Linked DNA regions of Mus musculus: all the other regions are linked to region 1. The links are chromatin loops, found by intact Hi-C in ENCODE. Cell type or tissue: left cerebral cortex. All regions are shown on one strand.

What was found. Peaks named below come from ENCODE experiments on the same cell type or tissue, not always from the same donor. Only the 100,000 strongest peaks of a DNase experiment are listed, where the experiment ranks them.
Region 2: a loop joins it to region 1, with 5 times the contacts of the local background. A loop is called at or near these places in 3 of 42 quality-filtered maps.
Region 3: it touches region 1 in a loop (3.0-fold over the local background); 2 of 42 quality-filtered maps call a loop at or near these places.
Region 4: a loop joins it to region 1, with 3 times the contacts of the local background. A loop is called at or near these places in 2 of 42 quality-filtered maps.
Region 5: it touches region 1 in a loop (10-fold over the local background); 8 of 42 quality-filtered maps call a loop at or near these places.
Region 6: it touches region 1 in a loop (2.3-fold over the local background); 2 of 42 quality-filtered maps call a loop at or near these places.

Annotation. Positions count from the first base shown.
Region 1 is chr5:125,526,228-125,531,227 of GRCm38, forward strand. No RefSeq gene overlaps it. Among named protein-coding and RNA genes, the nearest start is that of Tmem132b, 3.7 kb to the right of the region's middle. In left cerebral cortex, CTCF peaks have their summits at 437 (motif pointing left) and 3,080 (motif pointing right); DNase peaks (open chromatin) are centred at 420 and 3,076.
Region 2 is chr5:125,906,611-125,911,610 of GRCm38, forward strand. No RefSeq gene overlaps it. Among named protein-coding and RNA genes, the nearest start is that of Gm32986, 18 kb to the right of the region's middle. In left cerebral cortex, a CTCF peak has its summit at 2,026 (motif pointing right); DNase peaks (open chromatin) are centred at 246, 923, 1,523 and 3,821; H3K27ac peaks cover 2,843 bases.
Region 3 is chr5:125,830,861-125,835,860 of GRCm38, forward strand. It overlaps Gm40327 (a long non-coding RNA gene), which reads right to left. Exons shown (of 3, transcript XR_868522.2): 2 at 2,218-2,309. Among named protein-coding and RNA genes, the nearest start is that of Gm40327, 4.5 kb to the right of the region's middle. In left cerebral cortex, a CTCF peak has its summit at 2,245; DNase peaks (open chromatin) are centred at 1,448 and 2,288; H3K27ac peaks cover 1,711 bases.
Region 4 is chr5:125,760,947-125,765,946 of GRCm38, forward strand. The region is part of intron 5 of Tmem132b (transmembrane protein 132B); the gene reads left to right. It overlaps Gm32811 (a long non-coding RNA gene), which reads right to left and starts at 2,963. Exons shown (of 5, transcript XR_003955993.1): 1 at 2,827-2,963; 2 at 2,333-2,502; 3 at 2,072-2,223; 4 at 1,514-1,646; 5 at 1,096-1,242. In left cerebral cortex, no CTCF peak of the experiment used is centred here; DNase peaks (open chromatin) are centred at 1,849, 3,065, 3,797 and 4,018; H3K27ac peaks cover 1,015 bases.
Region 5 is chr5:126,730,876-126,735,875 of GRCm38, forward strand. It overlaps 1700081B01Rik (a long non-coding RNA gene), which reads left to right. Exons shown (of 5, transcript XR_377078.3): 3 at 4,731-5,000. Among named protein-coding and RNA genes, the nearest start is that of Gm33347, 6.1 kb to the left of the region's middle. In left cerebral cortex, a CTCF peak has its summit at 2,836 (motif pointing left); DNase peaks (open chromatin) are centred at 1,987 and 2,785; H3K4me3 peaks cover 409 bases; H3K27ac peaks cover 570 bases.
Region 6 is chr5:125,753,246-125,758,245 of GRCm38, forward strand. The region is part of intron 5 of Tmem132b (transmembrane protein 132B); the gene reads left to right. Among named protein-coding and RNA genes, the nearest start is that of Gm32811, 8.2 kb to the right of the region's middle. In left cerebral cortex, a CTCF peak has its summit at 2,991 (motif pointing left); DNase peaks (open chromatin) are centred at 3,625 and 3,930; H3K27ac peaks cover 2,154 bases.

The DNA of each region.
Region 1 (5,000 bases):
GGAGAATTTATGAGAGTTAGGAATGATTTAAGAACCACATAGGCAGATGTGGTCAAGGGAAAGGGCAGGCAGATGGGAGAAACCTGTGGTGTCCTGAGGACCCAGGCCCCATGTGCAGAGAGCAGGATGCTGGGTTTCTCCGAAGCGTCTGGATTCATACACTGAGAGGGGCTGGCAATGCTCAAAGGTGGAGCACATACGAGTGCATTCCACATTATGTGTAGACTTCCAGCACATGGACACACACATACACACAGCCCCCAAATCCAACCCAAACAAACAGACAAATAAAATCCCAAAGCAAAATAAAACAAACAAACAAACAACAAACAAACAAACCAGTAGCAGCAACAGCCACAGCAGCAGTGGCTTTAAGAGTATTCTGACAGTCTGTGGCCTCAGCTCCAGGGGACTTTGCTGCCCTCTTCTGGCCTTTACCGGTACTGCACACATGTGATGTACATACAGGAAGTCACATACTCCTACATGTATATTAAGTAAATATATATAAAAGGTGATGACATTGGAGGTGGCAATGATCTCCCCAAACACGTACATTTCATTGTAAACGTCAATATTTACAGATTTGGGGTGGGTAAGGAGCTAATTCTGTTGGAATATTCCACTTATTGAGCGAATGGGACGCAGCGAAGCGTTAAAACTGAATCAAGGGACTGAAGGGGCCGGAGCCTTCACTCTGCTGTTAAAGGCTAAGGTTCGCAGGCAAAACTTCAAGGAAGCAGAGAAGGCTGGGTCTGGAGCTGTGAATTAGCTCTGAGGCCACTGGCCACTGCCACTAAAGGGTGGGAATTTGAATGTGTGTGTGTGTTTTGTTCGTTTGTTTTGTTTTTTTTCGAGACAGGGTTTCTCCGTGTAGCTCTGGATGTCCTGGAACTCACTTTGTAGACCAGGCTGGTCTTGAACTCAGAAATCTGCCTGTCTCTGCCTCCCAAGTGCTGGGATTAAAGGCGTGCGCCACCACTGCCCAGCTTGAATGTGTTTTATAAGGAGACCTGTATTAGACAACCTCTGACTCCTTCTTCCACAGTGTGGATTTAAGGGTGCATCTGACCATGTATAAGAAAAGCAGCTTAGACAGACTTTCCTTTGCCCTCTTTCTCTTTTTTTCTCTTTTTTGCCTCCATCTCCCCCCCGCCCCCCCGGCCTGGTCTCCCCCCCCCCGCTGTGCCCCCCATTTTTTGCAAGTGTAGAGGCTGAAGTAGAACATCAAGTGCTCTCTCTCCCTTTCCACCTTAAATCCTCAAGACAGGGTCTCTTACACTCCTTGTTTTGGGCCATGTATCCAGCTGTCTCGGCCCCACATTTCAAGGGTTCTGGGTGCTCATGGCCACACCTGGCTTTTCACACAAGTGCCGGGGTTCAAACTCTAATGCTTCAGGGTTGCACAACAAATGCTCTTACCAACTGAGCCATCTCTCCAGCTCCTTTCTTTCCTTCTTTCCCCTTCCTCCCTCTGCAACGCTGAGGATGGAACTTGTTCCACTTCTGAGCCACACTCCAGCCTCAAACCTTTGTCGTCCCCCCCCAGTGAAACACAGGGGGCCCTTTGGTTTTTCCTCAGGGAAACTGATGGAACTAAACAAGGACTATCCTAAGGGCAGGGCCAAGTGCATCTTTCAAACTGTCACACAGAGAAACATTGTTAGGCAGCATGAGAGATGCTTTCAATATAGAATGCTTGAAGCAATGCAGTCTCGTGACAATGCTGTCACATGACACTCTCACTGAGTTATTAGGGTTTTACTGCTGTGAACAGACACCATGACAAAGGCAACTCTTATAAGGACAACATTTAATTGGGGCTGGCTTACAGGTTCAGAGGTTCAGTCCATTATCACCAAGGCAGGAGCATGGCAGCATCCAGGCAGGCATGGTGCAGGCGGTGCTGAGAGTTCTACATCTTCATCTGAAGGCTGCAAACAGAATACTGACTTCCAGGCTGCTAGGATGAGGGTCTTAAAGCCCATACCCACAGTGACACACCTACTCCAACAAGGCCACACCTCCTAATGATGCCACTCCCTGGCCTGAGCATATACAAACCATCACAGGGGTGGGGAGAGAGTGTGGGGAGAGGGGTATGGAATGCACCCAAAGACACTCCAAGTGTCATCTAGGTTTTGTTTTCTCAGTACCTATGTCTTGAGTCTGTGTCAGGAACACGGGATTTGGAGAACTACTTACCCCTCAAAAAGCCAGCATAGGAGAAGAAACATTTTGTATGTATGTATGTGTGTGTTTTCTTCTACTTTTTGACATACATTATTCAAGTTGTTCTGTTGAGAGCTAAATATGCACGACTGACTGACTGTCCATTCAGGGCTCTCCCAAAACCGGCATCTATCATCCAGGCTGTTTCTGGCTGCAAGTCAAGAATGCCTGAAGGAGCAGCAGAGTTTAAGCACCACAGTGTATCCTCTCAGAGAATGGTCTGTGCAGGATCAGCCCGACGACACGGTGGCTAAAACTTTCTGGAAAAGCGTTTTGCTTTCTTCCACCGGTAGAAAAGCAAAGAACTGCTGGTGGGCACTGGCATAAGTGGTTACGGGAGCCCCTCCCATCACCCCCTCAGTCAGCAAGTGGCCAGAAGGACTACATAGTGAGACCATTTCGGTTTAAAAAAAGCGATTGTTGTGCATGACTATGAAGTGGGAATGGTGATGCTTTATATGTAACGCAGCACACGTGTGGCAGTCAACTCTCTCCTTCCGTTGTGGATTCCGGGGACTGAAGTCAGGTGTGTGGGGTGAGTGTCGTTTCCTGCTGAGATCTCTTGCTTTTCCTCCCATCTGGTCTCAAGTCACAGGCTTATGGGGGACTTCTGGCATCTTGTTAACCTGCTCTTCAACCCTGAGTTTCATTTCCTTCTTTCTTCTTTCTTCCTTCCATTCTCCCTTCCTTTCTCCCAGGATTTGCACTTGGGGTTCCTTGTGTCAAGCCTGGTGCCTGGTCTAGCCCAGCTATTGGGGATGGAGAGCCTCAGCCCCAAGCTTTCCTGATTCCCCGGGCGAGGAACCTGCACCACCTAGGGATGCACTACCCGCTTTGGCCACAAGATGGTAATGTTGCTCTTTGTCCAAAGCCCAGAGGCACCTGGGCAGGGTTTTAGAGGCCAGGCTTGGGAGGGTCCCAAGGGAACAGCCACCTGCTACTTCGGGGTGGTCAGAGCTCTACACCTCAAGGTCAGGTTAGATTTCCCTTACCACACTACAGAACCAGGGCGAGAGTCATTTCCAACCTCAGCTTCTTTGTGTATGTATAGAACCTTGGGAGTCCTGCTTGGTACTCCCCAGGCCAGGTGAAACATGGGGATTTGAAGTTGAGCAGGGATGAGAAGATACACTTGCTGAGGGAGCTACAGGGTCTCCTGGTTATACCCTCAGCTCCTCAGCTCTTCTGGGCCCTCCAGACCCCTCTGCTTAGAATTTCCATAAATACTATCAGAAACACCGGCTTGGTTAACACGCAGAAATCCTCGCCCAGTGAAGGTACAGGCCAAAGCAGGGACGCTCAGAAAGCGTTAGGGGTTTCTACAAAGTCGCACAGCAACTAACCTGCCTTCTCCCTGTCAGCCATTCCACAAAACAGACCCCTCCTTCCTCTGTGGTATTACATCATCACCAGCAAGGGTCAGCTGGGGAGCGCACTCCGGCCCAGCTCTAGAGGTTCTCTGAGATGTGATGAGGTACCTCTGAACTGAACGGGAGTGTGTGTGAGGTGGGGGTAAGGTAACCGATGCCTTCCATCACCCCCGGGGATTTATGGATCTTGGCTTGTGGCCTGCCTTCCATGTACTATGCCCCTACCAAGGAAGCCATAGAATCCCTCTGGTCACAGATCCTAGCTCTTGATGACCTGGTCCAATACACCCTGGCCTCCCTCTGGCTATGGCTGCAGCCTGCGCTATCTCCATCACGGGGCTGCTGTTCAATCCCAGTTCCTCAAGAGTGGCGGTTCCTGCTGTGTTTACTTCTTGAGTCCTCACCATCCAGCCCAGGCCTCGAGCACAGTAGGTGCACAGCTCAGTGATATTCGCTAGTAAATGAAGGAGAGGTGGAAAAGGTGACTGGAGTGGCACCCAGAAGTACCTGAGGTTGGGTAGCATCCCCTACAGCCATAGTCACCAGGGAGAGGGGACACACAGAACCTCTGAACTCAAGAAGAAACCCAGAACCCAAGCGGGGTGGTGGTGGCGCACGCCTTTAATCCCAGCACTCAGGAGGCAGAGGCAGCTATACAGAGAAACCCTGTCTCGAAAAACCAAAAAAAAAAAAAAAAAAAAAAAAAAAAAGAAAGAAAGAAAGAAAGAAAGAAAGAAACCCAGAACCCACTGTCCACCTATTGATGCCTTTGCCAGGAGCATGGCAAAGACAGGATTCCTTATGAAGGAGGGCTGCAGGCAGAGCAGAATTTGTTCTTGGTAACTAACCTGCTCCTGCTCCTTATTCTTTTCTTCTTTTTTAAAAAATTGTGGAAGAGCCTGGAGCTGCCTGGACTAATGAGTCCCTACTAATGAAGTAGGTCCACCAGCCCCCTCACCAGCTGGGAAGGCCGGAGTGTGCTGATACTCGCCCATGGAGGCAAATCAGACACGGTGATAACGGCTGCAGCGAGCATGAGGGTGTTACCCTTGGCGGATCGGGTCAGGGGTTTCCTGTGTGCATTCCTGGGAATACCAGCTAGAGGCTGCCCTGACTTTATGTCTCAGGTTGGGAAATTGAGGCTCTTTGGAGGATTATGAGTTTTGCCTGCCCTGGGTTCTCAACTAAGGATGCTGGGCCACAGTCTGCATCATCCCTGTTGACTGATTTGAGGTCTGACCCATCTTTCTTTTTTTCTTTCTTTCTTTCTTTCTTTCTTTCTTTCTTTCTTTCTTTCTTTCTTTCTTTCTTTCTTTCTTTCTTTCTCTCTCTCTCTTTCTTTTTCTTTTTCTTTTTCTTTTTCTTTTTTTTTTTTTTTTTTTTTTTTTGGTTTTTCGA
Region 2 (5,000 bases), 380 kb after region 1:
GCCCTTCAGCTTGGATTCTATATTTATTTTTCAGTTTTGTCTTTTCTTTCCCCCTTTCTCTCCCCTGCCTCTCTATGTGGGCCCTGGGAATTGAACCTGGGTCCTCCAAAAGGGCAGCTAGTGCTCTTAAGTGCTGAGCCATCTCTCCAAAAGCGTTTGTTGGATTGTTTATATTATGAATCTCTAGTGTTTGAAAGTGTGCCAACAACATAAGGAAGTAAAAACTATTTTGAGCTAATGCAAGTATGGCTCCTTCAGGCAACACTTCTAATTTTTTTTCTCCCAGGGCTGGGAGGGTGCTGAATGGGTAACCTAGAACCCGCTTAAAAGCCGTGTGGGTGTTGTGGTCCACCTGTAGTCCTGGCTGCCAGAGAAGTCAGAATCGTGTGCTCCATGTTCAGTGAGAGACCATCCCTCAATGTATAAGGTGGAGAATGATCAAGAGAGGCACTTGGCACGAACCTAGGGACTCCACATGCTTATACACACACATGTACAGGCACACCTATACGCACACATGTGCCTGCACATGCACCCCCCCCCCACACACACACATACAAACATAAATAAAAATAGTGTTTAGTTCCCAACATTGATAGGAGAAAGATGAGTTTTTCCCCCTTCAAATTCACACCTAGAGAATTGGTGGGATTTTCACTATTTGGGACCCGTTAGCGTTTGATATTAAGGGCATAGAGTCCTCAGCCATGGAACAAAGTCTTGGGAAAAGGACATGCAGGGATGGATCTGTCTTCTAACATTGTCCACAATCACACACAGGGAAGGATAAACTCACAAATGCTCTCCTGCTGGAAGCAACCCTAAATCCTCCCGAGGATTTTTTTTTTTTTTTTTTTTTTGCTTAAGGGATGTCTCAGTGTGCCTATCCAAAAATACACCGGTCCCTTGAAAGCCGTTGTCACCAGAGAATGCTGCTTAAGAACACAGGTGTTACCTCTTATTTTTAACTTCTGCACTTGGATGAGGGAGCAACAAGAGATCTATGTGCCTGTCAAACAGGGACGGGACTGAGAAGAGCCCCCACCCCCCAACCATATATTTTCCTCAGCTATATTTAGCACTGTATTTGCTGTCTGGTGCAAGGGATCTGTCCTTCTTTTGGTGTCTGTCCTTTTTACTGTTTAGATTCATGTTAATTACTAAGGGACAGAGACCCCATGGCTATCAGTCAAGCCTGAAATAATTACAAGTAAAAGAGACAGAGAGAGTCCTTTGCTGTGGTGGGGATATTTCCTTCTCCAAGGTCATCAGAATGTAGCCCGTGTATGATGGACATAAACACATGCCACACAGGTGAAGATGGGCTCACACTCAGGCCATCAGAAGAAATGGCTTGTGTTGTCCATTACTGGAGGCTGCCGGGGCTTTATTATCAGTTAACGATGATGGGTATCTGAGCCTCTGAGTCTTTGCTTCATCTGCTCTGTACTTTTCCAAGAGCTGTAGAAGACTTCAGCCCCCACAGGATAAATTGGGCTATGAATTTGTGTTTGTCGCTATGGTAATTTATATCGGCACCATTTTAATAACCACATCAAACTTGGGCACTCTGCAACAGTGAAGCTCACATCTAACAATAGACTAGAAACACTCTGGGGGGAAAAGGGAATTAGAATCAACAGAGATGAGTGGCTTCAAAGCGAAGAGGTGAGAGTATTTACATCATAAAAGTAAAAGGCCTTCATGTTTCCACTTCTGCTACCGAGGTGTGATTGGTTACAATGGCAATGCATTTGCATATGGTCCAGGCTCTGCCCCGGTGAACACAAGGAAACATGCTTGCTCCTTAGTAGACACAAGGCAGTAGGAACTTTTCTGGCCATCTTCAATGATATATTAAAATTAGTGACCACTACACTGTGGGGTGGTAGATTTTATTGTGGATATAAGTATATATTTATTTTAAGCTATATTTTTATTTTTAATTATGTATATGTGTATGTATGTGTATGTGTATAAGTATATGTGTAGATTCTCATGGAGGCCAGAAGGGGGCGACAGATCTCCTTAAGCAAGAGTTAAAGGCGGTTGTGTGCCTCCTTATGTGGGTGCTGAGAACTGAATTTGGGTCCTCTGTAAAAGAAGCAAGTGGTCTTCATCCTGACCACCTGGGAAAATAGACTTTCTTCAAATTTCATTAAATTCTTATAGCCCAATTTGTATCTCTTTGTACTCTGTACCTTTGGTTCATTAATAGGATTCTAAGCTTCTGTGGGTTTCAGAGAGGGATAAAAATGAGCAGGAAACATCTTACCTTTTGATGAATGTTTTTGTTGCTGTACTGGGTGTCACTCCAGGGCCTTGCAAACTCTGGGTGATAACCTTTCTCTCAGCTCTAACCCTAGTTGCAATGTATCTGAGGTGCAGATACAGCGTATTTTCTTCAGCTCTGTCTAGTAGCTAGGACAGAAACAGTCAGTATGTGCTTCTCATTTTGTCCTGAGATTAAACAAGTGGTTATATCTATCTACCTCAAGAAGTTTGAAATTTCTTCATCAAAAGGAAGCTTAAGTATCAACACAAATATGTTGCTGCCACTTATTCATTAAAAACATAGACACAATAGCACACATTTCTAGAAGCAACCAAGCAGCTCCAGCTAGCCTGCTTAACCTTAGAATAATCATTTTTCAGATGACTGGCTAGTGGCTAAGATGGGGATGGGGTGGGGGGCAGATAAACAATGATATCAGAATGTCTGGTTGGGTCTTCAAGAACTGAGGCCCCATGGCTTAAATTTTATTTTTTATTTTAAAAATATTCTTATTGTATCTGCTGCTGCTGCTGTTGCTGGTGGTGGTGGTGGTGGTGATGGTGGTGGTGGTGGTAGTGGTGGTGGTGGTGGTGTGTGTGTGTCTCTCAGAGGACAACTTGCAAGAGTCTGTTCTCACCTTCTACCATGTGGGGTCATCAGGCCTGCAGTTAAGTAGCTAATCGTAACAGATTGTAAGCCAATCTGAATTGCCTTCTTGGAAATTTAAATGTGAGATACAAGAGTTTTCTATGCAATTTCTGCTTCACAAGTTCACATTCTTGGGGAACAGTGTTGTCTAATGCGAGTCACAAACATAAGTAGAAAAACAGAAACAGAAACAGGTAAAATTGATTTTATTAATATATACTACTTAAACCTATAGCTAAATGTTTCATTTCAGCATGTAATCATATAAATATAACTTCCTTTTTTTCATTTTTATTTTAGATCTCAGTAACCCAGTGTGAAATACATACGTATAGAGACCCAATTTGGGTCAGACCCATCCCAAGTGTTCAATAACCACTTTTACAGGGACCATATTGGATATTGACATCGTAAAGAAGTGAGATCTCAACAAAGTAGAGAAAAAAAAAATGCTGGTTCAGTTTCAGATGCTTACAAGTGCTACACATGCAAATGCACACGAGTACACATCTATGTACATGGCCATGCATACACAGATGCACACAGGTATCCATGCAAATGCACACACAGACATACACATGAATACGTATCCACTCACATAAGTGTACACACATGCACATACACACAGGCATACACGCACATGCACACACGTGCACATACCATTCACATAGTCACACACATGCACATACATGTATATACACACGCAAACAGAATTTTCTAAGGCTCTACCGAGTGGACTGGTGTTCTTTTGCCTGCATCAAAGCTGATTTAAAATTGACATGGCAGTGGCTGCCTCATGTTGTTCTATAACTGGAAAGACTTGGTCATTTTCCCAGAAGAAGCACTGGGGACAGAATGGACCCATGGATACTTGGAAAAGTCAATTACTGACAATCTCCCACCACATGCCGTTTGATGCTAACACTAGGATGCAGTTCCCCTTAAGAGGCGTGTTAGTTCATGCTCTTTACATAATGTGGTCCTGGCAAGTTAAACTACTTGAGTGTCACAAAGGGGAACAAGGAAACCAGGGCTCAGCTCTGCTCTGATTTTCATCCTTTCTGCTGCTCCATGGTACTCAGGAGGGTCTATGCTCACTTCCTTGCTTGGAGGAGACTGAACAACACAGATGGGAAGACAGTCTGGGTCTGTGCAAGGAGGAGAATTGGCAGTGGCTTCCTCAGCCCCTTGGACTCTGTCTCTCAGCTCTTCTGTCTCCAGCATCAGTCACTAATGGATTTTGGAATCCTGTGGCTGAAGTCTGGGAAGAAGGAAAATATCATCCGGAAGACCCCAAGACACTTAATCATTCTGGTAGCCCAAGCCTTAGTGTGTTTGTCCTTTAGTTTTCTGTGGGGAATAAATGTGAGCTCCAGTTGGCGAATGGGACCTGGCATTTGTTCAGAAGTCTCCAAATTCACATGTTTAAATGCTGACCCAATAGATGGTGTTAGGAGAGCATCTTCAGGGGTGGAGTCAGAGTGAGTACGAGAGAGATCCTGGAGAAGTCATTAATGCATTCTATGGTAATTTAACAATTTCTTCTTCAGGATTTCTACGGTCCTTATACCACTTTAATATGGCTGTGATAAACAACTCTGTTCAAATGCAAATTGGTTTACACACCCAGGTCACAGTCCATGGTTGAGAGAATTTAAGGCAGGAACTCAAGGCAGAAACCGTGGAGGCACACTGCTAGCTGGCTCACTCAAGCTCATGCTTCCCTGGCTTCTTTACACAGCCCAGGAACACCTGCTCAAGAAACGGCACCACCTACAGTGGGCTGGACCCTAATATGTCAATAGTAATGAAGACAACCCCCCACAGACAAACCCGATCTAGGTAATTCTTCAGTTGAGGCCATCTCCTCTCACATGACTGTAGGTTGTGTCCAGTTGACAAGATCAACTAGGACAACCAGGTAAGTGCAAACTATAATACATGTAAGACATTTTATTTATGGATTAAAAACTGGTGGGCACTTTCCTGTGAGTTGGCCTTACTGGAATCACAGGCTGGGCATAGAATATCATGGGACACATGGCCGGACGATGGGCTTCCCGTTCATGATTGCATC
Region 3 (5,000 bases), 300 kb after region 1:
AAGTCTGCAACATTGTAGGGTGGAGACGGGTAAATTGCCAAGAGCATACTGGCCAGTCAGACTAGTCAAAATGGTGGGTTGTGGTTCACTGAGAGACAGTGATGAGGAAGAGACTGGACATTCTACTCGTCTCTGCACATATGCATACATGTGTGCCCTCACACTTGGGAACAGACACTCCACTCACACGCACACATGAATCCCCCAACCACACCCCCGTGAAACCTTGAGTTCAGCAGATCTATGACCTATGTGACTCCAAGTATGAAACATGAAGGTTTATATTCTCATTGTCTCGTAAACCCTGTTTTCTGTCAGTTTACAAACTGGAGAAGGTAAACCGATGATTTTCCAGACTCAGGATGGGGTGTCACGACTTTTGGTCTTTCTGGAATAGCATCCATCTCTCAGCAGAGGGACTTTCCAACTTACCCCTCAGGACGATAAGGATCCATTTGAGGGTTTTAACTGGGTGACTGGCATGCTTAGTTTTCTATTTGAGAAATAGACTGGCCAGAATGTACAACATCGTTCAGTTACAAAATGAACACACACCAGAGCCCGGGAACAGTGAGCTGACAGTGATTGTCACTGGGGTTTTGTGTATGTGGAATATGTCAAGGGAGTGGATCTCAGAGAAACAGAGACACAGGGAGACCGAATGAGGTGATAGATGGGCTTGATCTTAGAAATGTCTGTCCAATGTATAATTTGATCAGAACACTACACCTCATACCTCAAATGTATACAGCTTCCATTTGTCAAGCACACTTGATACATCTCAAAAGACAAGGTGACAGAGAGTTGCGACAGAAAGTTCTGGAAGGGGCTAGAGAGAAAGCCTAGCAGGTAAGCACTTGCTACCCCCCCCCAAAACTTACATAAACGCCACGTGGATGTGGAGAGTATCCTGTAATTCCACCCCAGAAGGCAGAGGCAGGATGCCCAGAGCAAGATGTCTAGAAAAACGACCCATACCAAGGAGCTTTGCCTGTGAGACATCCTGCCTCAGTGAACAAGATAGACAAGACATTAGGGACATTTCCTGAATCCACTTTGGGCTTCCACATGTGTGTGCATGCACATGTAGAGGAAAAACACACACACACACACACTGAAAAGAAGGAAGTTCTGGAAGAGGTAAGCCCAGACAGGATGGCTGCTAAAATCAGAAATAACAAACTGTGTTGGAGCTCACTATAGAGGAAGAGGGGGACCAGAGGGAGAGTTAGGAGTGTGTTTGTCTGTTCATACCAAAGCATGAAGAGACATAAAACCAATGCCACCTGCTCCAGGATCTCGAAGCCACAGCTGTAGCCGAGGTACTGTTGGTAATTGATGGTCGCTCTGTGTGTGTGTGTGTGTGTGTGTGTGTGTGTGTGTGTGTGTAGTCACTTTTTGGGGTCAATGTGACCACAAGCTCATGCTCATCAGTTTGTGATTCCTCCGAAAGCACTCTGGGGCCCATCTTAAGTCATCATAGCTCTCAGTGCCTAAGGCTAACTGACTCCCAGAAACCAGTTCAGTAGAGCTGACTAACATCTCCTTACATCACAAGGACATTTTCTACTGTAGATATAATAAACACATATATTTTAGAATATACAGAAACTTGAAAAATGGAAATGGAAAAAAATACCTCTACCGACTTTGAATTAAAAAACACATTTATTTTAGAATTCTCTAGGATAGTTGCAATTTCCCGCATACCCTACACATGATTTCCATATATTAGCATCTTACATAATCGTATGAAAATAATTAGGAGAAATTAACCTTTGTAAAAAAAAAATCCGTTTTTCCTTCCCTGTTCCTGCTCCCTGAATGACGACTCTGAGACTATTTATTAACAAATGCCTAGGCCACAAGCTTTGGCTCCTTCCTGGACTAACTTATTTAACCCATTCAAACTATTCTAAGTCTTCTACATGGTTAGATACCTCTCTTTCATCCTCTTCCTTAGCATCTTCCTCAACATCTCCCTTAGCATCTGCCCCAGCATCTTTCCCTGAATCTCCTTTTATTCTCTTACTGCCAGTGTCTCACCTCCTATTTTTTGCCTCAGCTCATTGGTCATAGACTTTATTTTATTGACAGGTGATGCTTATAAGAGATTCTCTCTACAGACCTTGGGGCACTATTATCAACTAAATGACTCATTTAAAATTTTTATTTTTGCTTATGGGTCTTTTTGTGTCTGCCACATGGCTGTAGTACCTGCAAAGGCCAGAAGAAGTCAGATCTCCCAGAGTCAGAGTCAGTTGTGAGAGTGCAAAGGGTTCTGAACAGCTGAGCCATCTCTCCAGCCCCTAAATGAAACAATTTTGTCACAGCAAGGAGAAAAATGGATGCTGTCACTATTAAACTCTTTCACACTGTAGATTCCAGCCCACACTGTATTTAGTAGTCAAGAGTCCTGTAATATATTAAAGTTTTCTTACTCCCACTTTGGAAGTACCTACCCCTGGGTTTTCCCTAGTCTGTGAAGGTTGTGAAGGCATGAGTGGCCAATTTTCCAGGCTCTTTGCTAATGGTACACCTGTTTTGGTGTACTGAGCTTCCATACCGTATCCTGCATGTCCTCGATTTCTGACGGCCCTCTTACTCTTGTGGATTCATGGCTTTGAACACTGATTTACACTTTTTTCTGGTGCAGCCATAGGGAGGTTTGGCACTAACTGATTTTGTTCAGTCTGTGCTATTTAACAGATAAAGATCCACTGAATTTTAAAATATTCATTTGAATAATTTAATTTTATATAGATAGTATTATGATCTGGTATGGAATTCAAATGTTTTGACACCAATTAATTGAATTTAGGATGTTATGTAACCTTTTAAAACCATTCTCTGGTTTTAAAATTTGGTGTGTGTGTGTGTGTGTGTGTGTGTGTGTGTGTGTGTGTGTGTGACTCATAGTGGCTAGGATATCATCAAGAAAATATGCACAGAGAAATCCCAGAATAGACAGGGGGCGACTCAGAGAGTCCCACCCAAAACTGAGGAGCTATTGGCAATTGATGGTTGCAGGGGAGAGGGCCAGTTTTCTTCATGGATTTGGCTTCTGACAGGCTGCCCATGTTCCAGTGGATGTTTGTCCCTACCCCCACACATGTAGTCAGCACTAAATGGACTCAGTGGTTTTTATAAAAACGTACATGGAATTAAGGGGGGAAAGTGGAAAAGGGGAGGAATTCAAGGGGGAGAGGATGGGGATGGATTTGCTCAAACACATTATGTGTATGTACGAAGTTCTTGAGCAAAAAATTTAAAACAAAGTAAGTAAATAAATAGATAAGTGTGTGTGCATGTGCACATGTGATAGGAGTGTGTGTGTATGTGTGTGTGTGTGTGTGTGTGTGTGTGTGTATGTGTGTGTGTATACATGTGTGCAGGTATGTAGCACCTGTGACTAGAGGAAGGCAGTCATGCAGTATCATCCTCTATGTCTCTCTGCCATTTTCCTTTGATGCAGTGTGGTGATTTGAATATCCTTGGCCCATGGGAAGTGGCACTATTAGGAGGCGTGGCCTTGTTAGAGGAAGTGTGTCATTGTGTAGGTGGGCTTTGAGGGCTCCTAGTGCTCAAACTCTGCCCAGTGAGGAAGAGAGATGCTCTTCCTAGCTGCATGTGGCTACAAGTCTCCTCCTGGTTGCCTTCAGATTAAGATATAGAATACTTAGTTCCTTCTCCAGCACCATGTTTACCTGGATGCTGCCATGCTTCCCACCATGATAATAACGGGCTGAACCCCTGAAACTGTAAGACAACCTCAATTAAACGTTTTCTTTAAAAGAGTTGCCTTGGTCATGGTGTCTCTTCACATCAATGAAACCCTATCTAAGACAGGCAGTGTCTTAGCTTGGCTTTTAATGCTTACAAGACGATTACAGTCGACATGCAAGCACAAATTAGAGATGATGAACTCATCTTGATTTCATGCTGTTTTGGTATATTTGAATGAAAGCTGGGGATTGGGAGAATTAGAGAGAGATGGGACGGAGAAAGTGAGGATGCAAAGGCCTATCAGGCTCCTGCCACTTGCTTTTGCATTCAACATTTCAGATCTAAAAACAGCCACCACCACCACCACCACCATCCAACAACAGGGCACCCATACAACGGACTCACGGAGAAGACACCAAGGGGCATTACATACTTGTAACTCACTTTCCCGCTAAAGCCTGGTGTATTGAGCCGATGGATTTTGTTGTCAAACCCTGATGATGAATCCCTAGATTGGAGCCCCTAACACCGTGATGAATGACACTGTGGTCGATAGGATAGGCATTTTTTTTTTCCTTGTAAAATCAACCCAGTAGGGAAATTACAAGGACAGCTCACATATATAAATAAAAGAATCTTTCACGCTGGCAGTTGGAATTGTTACTATATATCCCAGTTCTTTGCATTTTATCTCCATTAGTGTGTTGTTTTCAGCCCTCACTTGCTACATAGAAAACTGTGCATTTTCTACACTATCGTTTGGGGTGCACTTTGCAAGCTAAAAACTAAATCAATCCATTTCAAAGGAGTTCTCTCTGTCCTTTTTACAGAATTGAAATTAAACTATTTTCAAAAAGTATTTTGCACTTTCCTGGCTCAGTGTCATTAAGGTTTGAGTGTGAAATTTCCCCACAGGCTCAGTTGTCTCAAACTGGTGGAACTGTCTAGGAAGGTTGTGGAACCTTTGGGACTGTGCCCTAGCAGAAGTAGGTCATTGGGGCAGGAAGGAGGGAGCTGGTTGGTTCTGACCTAACTCTTGGCGGTTTAATCCACCCAAACGTGAGAAGGCCCCATGCAGGCTCTCAATGCCACAGATCAACACGCTGATGCCTGCCATGCTGTTCCTGTCATGACAGTCTGTCCTTGGTGAGTGTGTGCCCTAAACCTCTCTTCTTGTACATTGATTGTGTCAGGAGTTGACACCACCTTGACATAAAAATAAGTATTGAAAGTGTACATCTGTGTGTGTGTGTGTGTGTGTGTGTGTGTGTGTG
Region 4 (5,000 bases), 230 kb after region 1:
GTGAGTCCCGCAGCCTCCCACTAGAGGGGACAGCACTGCTTGCTGCCATCACCTGGCCAAGTTGATAAGGGCCCAGAAGCAACAGCTTATATATTCTTGTGTGTATGTGTGTGTGTGTGTAGGATTGTGCTTGCACATGCCTGCATGTTTGCATGATAGAAGCTAGAAGTCAACTACAGGTGTCCTTTTTCAGGTGTCATCCATCCATCTTTGCATCTTTGGTTTTCTTGTGTGTGTGTGTGTGTGTACATGCGTGCGTGTGCGCATGCACGCTCTCTCGTGTATGTGCCCTGATGCACATATGGAGGTCAGAGGACAGCTTGCAGGAGTTTGTTCACTCCTTCCACCCTGTGGATCCTGGGGATCAAACTCAAGTATTCAGGCTTGGCAGCTAGCATCTTTATCCAGAGAGCCATCTTGTTGGTTCCGCCAAGCCCTTTTGAAAACAAAAGGGCCTCATGCAGCCAGCCCCAAAGTGACTTCCCTGATGAGAGTCACCTCAGATGATTTAGTCTGGAAAGCACTTTCTGTCTTCAGTTTTCAAAAGTATCATTCCCAATGGCATACGCACCTGAGAGCAGGCAGGCTGATGAATCTATCAGAGTCTTCCCGGCAGCCCGGTGTCTAACCATCAGTTAACACATGGATGTCAGTCTGGCTTATTTCTCCATGGGTATAGAGGGGGATAACTGCATGCTGAAGTGGCTACATTTAAAGGCCAGACCGGGATGGTGGACTTACATGTGTTTTTGTTGACCTACCCCAGTGCTGAAGGACCTACAGGATTTATTAGCTCTGACTTCAGAGCTCTGCTGGGGGGTGGGGTAGGGTGGGGTCAACCTGGCCCACTGGAGAAAGTGCTTCAGTAAAGATAGTACAGTAGAGGGCTGGGGAACGAGTCTCAGCTGGTAGATGGCTCCTCTAGCATGCAAGGAGCTCTAGGTTTGACCCTCAGCATGGCACCCACTGGGAATAATAACACATCCCTCTCTCTGCTATCCTGTCTGCTATTCCAGCACTCAGGAGGTGGGTTCTGGAGACTCAGAAGTTCAAGGTGACAGTGTAGAAACACAGTTTTGACCTCAGGGCCAAAGAGAATAAAAGATAGTTTATTCAGGAGCCAAAGATGACTGACCATGGCCCGAGAACAGAGTCACGTGTCCTCAGATGCCTTGCTCCACTTGTGTCACAGGGCCATCCTACACAGAGAGTACGAGGCCGATTTGGGCTATTTGATGCCTCCTTTCAAACAAACAAACAAACAAACAAACACAAATGATAATACGGTATAAATAAGACTCATATTTATAGCTTAGTAGAAGGAATGGAACACTGGCTGTTCTTGCAGAGGACCTGAGTTGGGTTCCCAGCACCCACACTCCAGCACAAGAGGATCTAATGCCCTTTCTCTGGTCTCCATGGGTACTGCTCCCTCTCCCCCTCCCTCTCCCCCTCCCCCTCCCTCTCCCCCTCCCTCTCCCTCTCCCCTCCCCCCTCCTCCTCTTAAAAATACCTTTGTAAATGAAGCACTGGGCCCAGAATCTGGCACAGAGTATGCAGTTGATAATTGCTGTTACTGTTACGGTTTCTCTTTAGTCACAAACTGTCTTCTGGCTAGTTTAATATATGGTGTATCATGGTTCCAGCTGAAGGTCAAAAAGAAAGAGTGTGAATCAGAGCCCAGGCCTGTGCATTCCCCCTAGGGCTGCTCCAGGCCCCTGCCTTGTGGATTTTCAAGTTGTTTCTAAAGGGTTGCAAGTCTGGCTTTGGGTTGATTGTCTCTCAGAGATGCGTGGGGGAGGGGCAGGCTGCTCTTCCTGACTTCCTAGTGTCTTGGGACTCCAAGGAGGCATCTGTCCTCTCCAAGCTTGTGAATCATGCAACAGCCTCTCAGCATCACCAGGAAGGCACTGGGCACCCCCTGACCCCCATTTCAGAACTACTTACTAAATCCATGAATACTGCCCCCACCTGAAACATACTCATAAAGAGTCTATTTAAATTGGCAACGTTATAAAAGGCAGGAATGGAGAACCTTTATCTGTCTATCACTCTCTGCTGGGCCCTTTACCTGAGATTCACACTGTCCCTTTGGACATCAGCAAGGTCATGCTCACTGCAGAGTGGAAGGGACTGAGGTCCAGAACAATAATGTGCGCACGCACGGTGTCTGGAGGGATTAGGTGACTCCGGAAGCTTGTGTGCTTCCTCTGTAAATGTGACCTGTGGAGTTTAGGGGTCATTGATAGGTTCTGAGGATTTATAACCAGGGGGGGGTGGTATTTGTGGTGTGCAGGCTATGGGAGGATGGGTAGGTATCAAGGGTACAAACCATTGCATACACAGGTAAGGCCGGTGAGCATTGTGATGAAGAACGCTGTGGTTAGTTGGAGCTATAGAAGAAAACTGGCCTTCTAGAAGCATCTGCAGCAGTGAACATGCTGAGCAGATGGCAGAGAGCACACAGTGGAGTCGTCTTGGAGCAGTCATGATGTCGCAATCCTGTAAAGGATGAAGTGAGCACACAGAACAATATAGTTCAGGCACTAGGGATGGAGCTCAGTTGGTAGAGTGCTTATTTTGCGAGCATGGGGCCCTGGGTTCCATCCCCAGCACCACAGAAACCAGGCATGGTGGTGTGTGCCCCGGTATCTCAGAACTCAGGAAGTGGAGGCAGGAAGACCACAAGTTCAAGGTCATCCTCAGCTACCTAGGGAGTTTGAGGCCAGAATGGAATACTTGGGACCTTGTCTCAAAAAACAAACAAAACAAAACAAACAAACAAACAAAAACACCAAACCAAACCAAACCAAATCAGAACACAACCTGGAGAGACAAGACATTTTGTTGCCAACAACAGCATCTCTTAGTTGAAGTCCAAGGTGGTGATACATGCCCATTGAAGCACAGACTGTGGATTTGTTGAAGAATCAGTGAGCTGACTCCAACCACAAGAGCTCAGGGACCAGCCCTGTCAGATGATAGAGACAGCTAACAGCAACTGGAAAGGCTCCTCTGCCAGGAGAAGGCTTTTTCAGACCCACGTCTGCAGTATGAGCTTTTGGCAGAGATACTGCAGCAAGGGCTGATGGACCTTGAAGAAGCCCAGAGAAACCCAGAGAGGCAACTTGTGGGAGTACACCCAAGGGAATCTACACCAGCATAGCACAGAGACACATGCTCATCTATCCTCATTGTGGTTTAGTTGATGGAGCACTTGCCTAGCTTGGATGAAACCTTGGGATCCGATCTTCAACACCACATCAAATAGGCACAGTGGTCCACACCTGAGTTTGACTGGATGTCAAATCAGCCTGGATATTCATCAACAGACAAAAGGTTAAAAAAATGTAGAGGTACACGCAATGTTTTGGTGTTGGATATTCAACTCAGGACAGTGCATAGGTCCTGATAGCCACATCTCAAGCCCCCACACAATGAGGTTTTGTTCATCTGTAACAGATAACTTTTGGGCTTGGCTTGTGGATTGGCTCACAGGCTCATTTCCCATGGGCCCCGGGCCTCAGAAACCTGAGGCAGAGCTGTGTTCTCTGGGTCTCCTGGTTTGAGGTTGGGGAGACTGAATCCTCAAAGCCTTCCTAGATACAAGGGAGGATGCGGTTTTTTAGAAACCCACTGTAGGAAGGCTGAGGTGAGGGATGCCAGGAGCTAGAGGACAGGTCTGTGCCGGGATGGGGTGCTGTCATCTTCTCTTCTCATGGTCTCTCACCCACTTCCTCCTCTCTTCTTTCAGCGATGCTGTCCCCTTGCATGTCCTTGTGAGAATGTAAGTGAGGGATTTTACTCACTTTCTTTATTTAAAAATCTCTTGAGGGAGAGTCTGCTGGGCCTCAGGGATGGGATGAGTGATTTGGTGTTTGCTGTGGAAACTGGAGGTGGTACATGGCCAGAGCCTTTTCCTCTAGGTCAACATTTAGGACAAAGGAAGATGAAAACTTGACAGATAAACCAATGTAACAAAATCCTCCTTGGGAAGGTTCCTGCTGTAGGTGTTAGAGATGTTAATGTGTTTCCAAATTAACCACTGAGTCTTGGAGGACTGGAAAGAGAGGCCTGTTTGTGGTTGCCCCGGCTTTCCTCTGCAAGGCGGGTGAAGGAAGAAAGCATGGGCTCTGTTAGCTGAGCTGGGGCAACTTAACTGATGACTGTGACTGCCTGATAACTTTGGGGCAGCTCACCGCAGAGATAGAGCTGAGGAGTGTCCTCCACGTGTATGGAGAAGCCAGCAAAACTCAGCCCTCTGGCTGAAGGCACTGGGAGGAAGAGGTGTATCAGGGTGAGGTAGGAAAGACAGGTTGGGGCTTGACCATGGTGGTCAGTTGGTTCTCTCCTTCCATTACCGGGAGGCATTCTTGAGTGAAAAATCGAAGACATTAACTGGGCAGGAATGTGATTTTGGCAAGTGTGAGGGGTAGATTAGAGAGAACCCACCTCCCACCTCATCAAAGTCAAAAACCACATGGAAATTAAGGGAAGCCCACAGGAGAGGTCTGAATGGGTTACACCCATCTTCTCTGCACGTCCTTATCGTCATCTGTGCCTCTGCCACCATCTGATGATGTCATACTTACCCGTTGACCTCTGGCTGTTCATGTGCATTTCTGTCTCTCACAGTAGAACGAGTTGATGAAGGTGGGGATTCCATTTCCATCACTAACCTTCACACCCACAGCATCTCATTAACGCTGGACATTAGCTGTATGTATGTATATATGTATGTATGTATGTATGTATGTATGTATGTATGAGCAGGAATCCTTTTGCCTGTTTACTCCTTGATAAGTTTTTAACGCAGCACCAAGTGAATGATCACCATGTTCAGTGTGGAAAACGGGATAATCTAGTATTTGGTGCTTATGGGACAGGAGGCTGGGTGCCCCTGTGATGTGCTAGGCACCAGAATCCATCTTTTTGCAGCTATCCAAAGGAGAAACACTTTAGAGATCATCACTTGAGAACAGGGAGGAGAACTTCAATAT
Region 5 (5,000 bases), 1.2 Mb after region 1:
GTCAGAGGACAGCTTGCAGAAATCTGTCCTATCTTTCCACCATTTGTCCCAAGGATAGAGCTCCATATATCAGGCTTGGGTGCCTGCTGAGCCATTTAATCTATCCATGCATTCCCTTGGCTTCAGATATTCCAGCGGATAGAAGAAAAAGAAACTTCAGTGGGAGTGTTTTAAACTAACACAGAAAAGTGTGTGCACACAAGGCCCTGGGCTAGTGTGAAGTGTGTATAGTAGTCTCTGGGACAGCTTATATACACTTCCACTAACTGCCCTTGGACAGCAGGCCACACACAGAACCTCTAAGGAGGCATGGAGATTTGAGGCCACCCTCCTGATATAACACTGAGTCTTCCCTCCTGGTCACGTGTTACCCCGTGGCCTGAAATCTATAGCTGCTGTGTATTCAGTTTCTTTCTGCCACCAGGCAAGCTCAAGTTTAAAGTCCGTCAGTCATCAAGCCCTGCTTAACACCGACAATCTATGAAAACTCAAGTTCTGAGGCCAGCAAGATGACTCAGTGTGTGCCCGTACTTGTGGCCAAGCCCAAGCCTGACCGCCTGGCTTTGAAACCCAGGACTCACGAGCAGGAGGTGGGAACTGACACCTAGAGTCCTTTTCTGACTTCCCATGCACACCGTGACACATAGGCCCTCACACACCCGAAAAAAACATGATTTTATCTTTTAAAGAAATTCCAGTTCTGGTCATCCATTACTTTTGCTCTAAGTATTTTGTCTCTGGAGGTCAAGGCCCTGCAGTGTATTAACCCCTGTGTTGTTGCCTTTTCACTGCGGGAATTGTAGTGGCTTCGGCTGCCATCGCTGTCCCCTTCCTAGATGTCAATATCACGCTTTCTTGCTGTTCTTTGGTTTCTTGCTGAACCGGCAGCATAGGCTTCCTTGGGAGGTTTCTGGGGCATTCTACAGAAACCATTGCCCGCCGTCTCCAGCGGCTCCGATACACTGCCAAGTAAATTACAAGTTCATTATAGAGCCGAGCAGTTCTGAATGCAGAACAATTGGCCGTTTTTTTTTTCTTTCTTTCTTTCTTTCTTTTTTCTTTGCTGAGACAACACAGCTGAGAAGTAACCCACGAGGGTCTGAACCCAAGTCTGTGAAGGAAGGCTACAAACATTCTCATCCTGCCATGGTCCCTGCACTAGCAACGGATCGCAGTGCGGCTACACCACTGGAGCCCGTGACTTGTGTCGATCCATCAGCTCTGTGCAGCCTCTGGAAAAATGTATTTGTCAAAAAAACAAAAGCAAACCTGTCCTCGTGTTAATAGCTAGGCATCTCATATGCAGATTTGCTCTCAGGTCTTTCAGATTTCTTTTAAAATTTATTTCGGATTTGTTTTATGAGTTTATGTATATGAGTGTTTTCTCTATATGCATGCCTGTGTACTGTATATGTATTCCTAGTGTCCAAGAAAGCCAAAAAAGGCCTAGGTTACTGGGAACTGGAGTTACAGATGGCTGTGAGCTGCCATGGAGATGCTGAGAATGTGATCTGGGTCCTCTACAATAGCAGCCAGCCAGTACTCCTAACCACTGAGCGGTCCAGCCCATCTCTCTGGTTTCCTGATGTAGGTACCAAGCATTGGACATCCCTGAAAACTAGAGAACTTGTTTAATTATTATTGTTATACCCATAGGTGTACATACAGAATTTGCTGAGTCTATTTAGTGTATGCATGCATGTGTGTGTGGTTAGGGCTATCTACTTATTAGAGGTTCTTCGCTGGAGAAGACGACTCCCCCCCTTTCAGCAGCCATATAAATGGCGTTTATTTAAAGCTTTAACGGATGTCACCCCATTCTCATCCATAGCCCATGGTCCATCCTATCAACAGCACAGCTTCTAGGATACACCACAGGGAAGTGTGTGTCTCTGCATCTGGCTTATCTCGCACATCATCTGCATTGTCTCTCTCCAGCGTCAGGATTTCCTTTCTTACGTTAGGGCTGAACGATATAAATTATCCCAGCCATGATGGAAAGCATATGGAGGCTTCTTGAGACGTTGAAAATAGAATGATCACACAAGCTAGCATTCCCACATCGGAATATATATCCAAAGAAACGAAATTACTGTGTAAACAAGATATGTGTGTTCCCACATGCCCTGCAGCATTATTGACAATAGCAATATGGAACCAACCTAATGGTCCATGGATAGATGAATAGAGGAACACACACACACACACACACACACACACACACACACACACACACAGTGGTTGTTTGTTTTGTGAAACACAGCAAGTGTATTTTGAATTCTTAATGTTCTAACTATAAATAAAAAAGGAATGTGTAGCTTTCACAAATAGATGCGCTATAAATTGTCTTTATTGAAGTCAGATTTCACTGTCATAAAGTGCCCTACCCATCTGCCGTGTGTTTATCTGCCCATCCAGCCATTAATCTCTGCATATGTAAGGATACGGAATAGATAGATGGAATCATGGTCTCCAATATAGCTCCCGGTGACGTGGGAGAGGCTGAGATTCGTCTTTTTTTTTTTTTTTCTTCCTGTGTTTATAAATTTTATAATAGGTTTCCGTCGTTTTATATAAAAGCAAAAGAGCTTAAGCAAGCAATGTCTTCTATTCAACTAACAAGGAAAACCACAGCAGGGCTAGTGGGTTGCCCCGAGGAGGTACATTTCACACAAGCAGCCAGGAGGCCTGCAGAGGAGGAGGCAGCCTTGGCCCACGCCCGGAGCAGGAACTCCTAAGGTGGAAGAAAGGAAGCAAAGGCTGGAAAGCAAAGGTCCCAGGAAGCCCCAGAAGGGAAAGAGTGAAGGGCGGGTGCCTCTTGGGAGGGGGCAGGGCGAACACGTGTCACAAGCTGGTCTGCCAGCGCCACCTAGTGGGAATATCGGGACTGTCGCCTACGACTCTCGGGAAAGAGCAAAATTTTGTGCGGGAGGCGGGGGGGGGGGGGGGGGGGAGGTGGCGGGAGGGGGGGTGGCGGGGGTGGTGGTGGTGGTGGAGGGGTCGGGGGCGGAGGGATGAGGATGTGGGGCGGATATGAATGGATGGATCTGGAAAGTATATAATATTAAGTGCCGTGGCCTAAACACAGAAAAACAAGCAGCATGCTTTCTTTCTCATATGGGAATCCTCACTGCCCCTTTATGGTGTGTGTGTGTGTGTGTGTGTGTGTGTGTGTGTGTGTGTGCCTGATTGTGGGTAAATCCTAAGCAAGAAGGAGAAAAAAAAAAGGTGCCAAGGAAGGACATGTCTCGTGGGAATGGCAGCTTATATAGGGGGTTGTGGTGGGGAGGTTAGGAGCATTAAGAAGCAGTGTGGGAGTGATTGAGGAGACCCTACTAAAAGTACACCTTGTTCAAAAATACCTAATGAGATCTACTGCCTTGCGTAGTCACTTAAACATAAAATGAACTTTGGAAACGTCGTTCTGAGCATGCAGAAGGGGCCGAGAGAATGGAAGAACTGGAGGAAGAAGGGATGGGGGCATCACCTCCCGGTTTGGAAAGGCTTTGCACCTCAGTGCTCCCCTACAGCTGTGCTGACAACATAATCTGGTCCTGGTGTTAGGGAGGAGTTAAGGAAGCCCCACCCATCCCTAGGGATTTACAACTGGGGGAGGAAAAGTCGTTTTCTTCATTGGTGTAGCCCTGGTAAAGTGCACATACAATTCTATAAGCACTTCGCTGCCCTGTGGTCTTTTTTTAACAACCCTAACTCTTGAGGAGAAAGGGAAGGAGGAGATGGAGGTGTGATGGAAGCTTACTTGAAAGCAGATCAGCAGGGATGGTCAGGGGAGGGGGGACAAGAGAGAATAATGAGTAGTAAAGATGATCAAAATACACTGCACATACACATGAAAATGCTATAATAGGGCACATTATGAATAATTAATATATGCTAATACAAATAAAAGACAAAGGACAAAGGCACATCACTTTGACTAGTTGAGAAATTAAAGCCAGTTAGGAATCGGTACCATGGGCTCTGCAGTTAAAATAGGTCAAAACGCTACTCTGAAAGATCACGGGCACGTTGCTTGCTGTTTGCTTCAGGTGAGGCTGGCATATAGTTGGAGTGGTGGTTGGGTCAAGATGGACCGTAAGTTCTAACTCCGCTATGCTCTTAGAAGATGCCTCATCACTATTTAAGCCTTCCCTTTTAACCATGCTGGATTATTCTGGTGCCATAAATAATGAGCTTGCTGGCCATCACACAACAAGACTGTCCTTTCCTTCTACAATCCTCAAAGTCAACTGAGAAGACTGTTCTAGAAGGAATTAGAGACCCTACCCAGCAGAAAGGGAAGCCAAGCCCGCATAGGGCTGAGGCACGTTGAGATCCTGAAGCAGCCAGTGAGTGAAGTTCAAATTAAACAACTCTGACCTCCCTTAGCCACAAACCTTTCCGTAGTTCTCCAGTTCTGGAGAAAAGAGAGTTCCCTACGAAACAGCAGAGACCCAGAGCTCTCTGGAGTTCAGGAGTTCAGATCTGGTATTTCTAAGTAGAAGTGCAGAGTTTTAGAAAGATGCACATGGACTCTGGGAGCAGTCAGAGATCTTTCGAGGCTCGTGACATGAGCGTATTTATTATGAACGTTCAGTGATAAATGACCTGGCTCACCTGCCAGTATGGGCAATCTGTTAAAGCAAACAAATACAGAATCCTGATTATTTCACCAACTATGAAGATTTGCATCACGTTCTTCAGTAATTGTTCTCAATTTTGCTTTTCAGGGCTGATGGCCCCACGAAACAGAATTGTTCCAGGGACGAAGCCTTTGATGGATTGGCTGCTCTGCTGGCTGCTTTGGTAGAATGGGTCATAAATATTAACAGGCTGACAAACATGTCATGTCACACCTGTGACCAAGAAACACCCAGGCTTCTACCACTTTGTTCTTTTGATAGACACCATCTCCTTCTCTCCTGAACTTGCTCTGATGGGTCTATTCCTCCACCACCCTCCTCAGAGGACCAGGGTTCAGTTCCCAACACCCCTATCAG
Region 6 (5,000 bases), 230 kb after region 1:
GATTTCTCTGTATAGCCCTGGCTGTCCTGGAACTCACTTTGTAGACCAGGCTGGCCTCAAACTCAGAAATCCGCCTGCCTCTGCCTTTCAAATGCTGGGATTAAAGGCATGTGCCACCACGCCCGGTGGCCTTTGTCTTCTATAGTCTCAGTTTCTCCACTTTATCAATACTCTAACCATCTTGTATAGTCTTGGCTTCATCCAGACTCTGCCTTTATTCACTCTGTGGGACTCTACTCCTCCTTCTGCTTTGTGTTTTGGGTCCTCAGCTTTGGAGACACTCAGAATTCTTCATCTGGCTCCTCAATGTTGCTGCTGTAATTGTGGCAGTGGCTGGATACTCTAGGTATTTGTCTATTCTTCCTACAACCACTTCCATTCCACTGTATCTAAGATACAGACCACATTGGAGCAGAAGAGCAGTGGAGAGGAGAGGACTTTGGCATCCTGATAGTGCCACACCAGGAGAGAGAGGTCCATGGGAGAGATGCTCCCCAGACTAGCAGGCATCCTGCTCATGTGACCAGAAGAGAGGCAGGTATGTCTGTGTGGATTGTCATCCCAGCTTGACAGATGCATAGCTTCTAACTCCATTAATCATTAGACTTCCCTAAGGGCTAGTCACAAGCTTTGTATTACATTTGCATTACTTATTGCTAAGACTCTAGGGAGACATGCCTCCTTTTGTCCTGGGCGAGGGTAACTCCAGGGAACTGGGTCATCTAAGGTACGTTGTGGCTTGGCTCGTTCAGAGTAGAGTCTTCCAAAGCTTGTACTAGCTGCTTGGAGGTTTTGTGGCTGAGTCAGGAGCAGTAACTGTGGCAGCACCAATGGCTGGACTGGTCATTGCAACCAGGGCTCAGGTTCCTCAGTGATGGTGGAATGTTGGGAGAAGGGGCAGCTTGGTTGACATGGCTGGACTGGTCATTGCAACCAGGGCTCAGGTTCCTCAGTGATGGTGGAATGTTGGGAGAAGGGGCAGCTTGGTTGACAGACAGCTCTGGCTCTAAGCACAAGGGAGGTATCCTATCAGCTGCTATTTAAGGGGCTAAGTGGTTTGTTCCTTACAGTTTAGGGTGTTGAAAACAAAACAAAGCAAAGTGCCGCCCCCTGGAGATGCTGATAAGGAATTAGCATTCTCAAGAGTTTAATAACAGTAAACCTACAGCCACACCTGAAGGGGAGTTAGGGTCCTCACATCTGTCTTTATGGTATCTGTAACAACTAGCAGCGTAAAACACACATTTGTTATCTTATTCTGTAAGCTGGACTCTAAAAGATGTTGGGAGGGCTGTGTTCCTTCTGGAAGATAGAATCATTTGTGGCTCTTCTAGACTTAAAAGGGCCACCCACCTTCTTAGCTCATGTCCCCTCCTCCTTTCTGAAAGCCTGCTTCCTCTGCCTCTATTCTCTCTGTCTTGTCCTCCCCTCCTTTCTGATTCCGTCAATGCAATGTTTCTCTAACTCTGATCCTCCCATATTTCACTATAAATATCTTTACTGCTTACATGGGGTGTTGGGTAGCAGACTCTATCCTGCATGGAAACTCCTTGAGACAGGAAGTAAACAACTCAAAATAGCTTCAGGAAGTTCCTGAAATTGACCAGATTCATCAGACCCCTCCTTTCCAAGAATGTATTAGCAGTAAAGACTGCTGAGAGACCATCAAAGATCAGTAGAGATGCTTCAAAGAGACTCAGACCATAAATCCCGAAAGAAGTAGGAACCAACATGGTTTCCTAAGGAAGAGACTCAGACCAACTGATCTACCAGGAAAGGACATTCTTCAATCCATTGAGCTGCCTGCAGGCTGTGCAGTGTGCTCCAGGTTCCTAGCTTTTGTGACCTGTCACCCATGCAGGCGTTGGACTGTGGTGAAGCAGCTGTCTTTGAGTAATTTCTCATCGACTCTTTGAGTCAATCCCTCACCCATATTTCTGTAAGTAATAATCCCAATAAATTCACTGGTTCACTAAGTTGGACTTGTTGGAGTTACTGTTAGTTTCATGTCTGGGGCAAGTAGACATTTGTACTCACAACATGGGAGCCACCCTGACAGGCCATCTCAGGGCTGTCGATGGAGCTTCAATACACTTTGTCCAATGCATTGTTTCAAGAGCTGATGTAAAAAGTTACTATTGAACCAGATGCCTGAAAGAGGTAGATGTTCGTAATGTACAACTTACCCTGCTTTTCCAAGAAGCACTGGGAAAGGTGGCTCCTGGCATTCCTTGGCTCCTATAGCTTCACCCCCTGTCTTCACTGTTGTGTGAGCATACCACTGTTTTTCTATACGACCTTTCTTATACAGGAGTTTGTTGTTGAATTTAAGAGCCATTCCAACATGGGATGACCTTTTCTTGAGACCTTTAAGCTTCTCTCTGCAAAAATCTTGTTTTCTAAACAAGGTTTTCCTCATTGGGAGCTAGGATTTGAATATCTCTCTTGGGTACCCTGGTTTTTTGCTGCACCATGTATCAGAATACATTCACAGATTCTCAGGAATAGGACTTGGGTTACCTGGGAACCTGCTCTTCAGGATACTCTGTGTGTTTTGCTTTCCTTTGTTAAGGGTCTTCAGAGACTGGGAGTGAAATGCAGCTTCCATATCATAGTTATGATTTAATCACTGGGCATTTAATCATTTAACCAGTGGTGGTTTCATATTTATTATGTGTCTGTATAATATCTTAGTTTCTTTCTAGTTCCTGTGATAAAAAATCACGACAAAAGCAACTTAAGGGAGAAAGTTTTTGTTTTTGTTTTGTTTTTTCCCTCACTGTTTTATAGGGATAGGGTCAGTAATGGCAGGGAAGTCATGGCGGCAGAAACATGAGGCTGGCTGGTTATGTTGCATCAGCAGTCAGGAATCAGAGAGAGAGCAGCAGATGGGGCAAGCCTATAGATTATTAAGCCCACCCTCAGTGACATACTTCCTCCAGCAAGTCTCCACCTCCTGAAGGTTTCACAATGTCTTCAAACAACGCCACCTGCCGGAAATAAAGTGTGCAAATATGTGAGCCTGTGGGGGACATTTCTCATTCAAACCACAACACATTCTATGCCAGTATTTTCTCGAGCCAACCACAGAAACCTATCATCCACAGTGGACAGATTCTCACACTCACAAAGAGATAAATATAAATTCATTCGGGTCTTGAAGATGGTTCCTGTTAACTTTTGGCTGCCATAAATACATTCCCAGTCTACAGGTATCAGGTAGATTCACAATAATGAGACCTTAAAAGGCTAATCAAAAAACATTAACATTCTAAAGCCTTCTCTACCCCAGGGAAGGTTCCTGCTTCTGAAGAAGTTGGTCTGTGGGAGAGGAAGAGGCGAGGAGGTGAATGTCAGGGAACTGGATAAAATGTTCTGTGACTTGCTGAGCTGTGTGGGGAGCTGATCACTGAAGCCCATGGGAAATGACAGCAAGCCCCATGGTAGCAGCTTTACCTGGGTCAGGGTGTGTCACTCACAGCAGGCTGTGTGATCAAAGTTCCCCTATGTAGCTGGGCTTACAGAGTGGATTAAATGGAAGGCAGGCTTGTTCTGAACGGCTCCTTAGGGAGACACAGTTGAGTTGATATCACCCTGCAGACAGCGGGAGCTGGCCAGGTGTGACAGACAGGGGTGGGTGGAAGAGATTTGACAGAAGGAGGATGAATTCCTGAAAGAGCAACTATTATTTTCCTTGTTGTTTCAAGTCATAGAAACCCAAATCCACCTGCCTCAGACTGATGCGAATTTTACTTGAAAGAACATGGAGAGAAGAAGAAAAAAAAAATCAAAAGAGATTTCTGTCCCCTTGCAAAGCTTCACACACACACACACACACACACACACACACACACACACACACACACACAGACACAAATTCCATATAAAAAAGCCCCGCTGTTAGTCTATTTCTGGGCGTGAATTTCCTTTCTTCCCCCCATTGCCAGGAGCCATGCAGCTAAGAATAAGTTGTCAGGCAGTTTGGCTGTTATTGCCTAATTCTGTCCTTCTTTATGCTAGTAATTTGGACTTTTATTGTTGGAGATGTGTCATGTATTTCTTGCTGGCCGTGGCTACACACTGCTGTATTCTCAACCTTTTGTTCTGTCAGCTTCATTACGCTTCCAATATCAATTAGAGCGTTTGTTCCTTTCTGTCTTTGGCATCTCTAATTAAGGACCAAACATCCTGGAAATCACTTCTGCAGGATTCTGGGAGATCTTGGAGTGAGCCAACTCAAACCTGCTCACCTCCCGGCCTCTGCCAGGAGGTGAGCACCTGTGTTTCCTTTCTGTGTGTTCTAGCCCTTGAATACCTACCATTCTCCTTCCGTAGACCTGGGCAGATTATGGTTGCTGGTACCTATGACTTCTGTGGCTATGTTTATTGTCTGCTAGGTATTTGCTTTCTCAGCATTCATTGGGAAGGAAGGAAACAATGTCTTTGGGTGCTAGATGGTGGACCTGTGATCCACCGGTATACCCAGAAACCTGGATGGTTGAAACAAACTTCTGAGTTTAACCAGGTCCGGTCACACAAATGTAAGATCCAGCCACAGATAGGGGTGGATCTAGGTACAAGGGTTATGTAGAAAGGTTATTGTCAGTCTCTGTCTGTTTTTCCTTAACAACTTTTGAGAGCTGTGCTTGACATACCATGAAATGTACATCTTTAAATAGAAAACCTGATAGGTTTTATGTCATGTTATTGGTCTTATATCAATGTATTGGTTGTTATCTAAGTTAATATTCATTACTGTCATAGTTAGCTTTGACTGCGAACCCTGATCCAGCTTAGACACACCCATAAAATAGTCTCAATTGGGGAAATGCCTCAACAGGTTTCTCTGTGAGGGATTGTCTTGACTGTTTGCTACCCAACTTAAGAGGGCCCACTGTGGGTGGCATAATTCCCTTGCCAAGTGCTCCTGGGCTAGGTATAAAAGCCAACTGAGCATGAGGCTTCAAGTAAGCCAGCAAGTGGCGTCCACCATGCTTTCT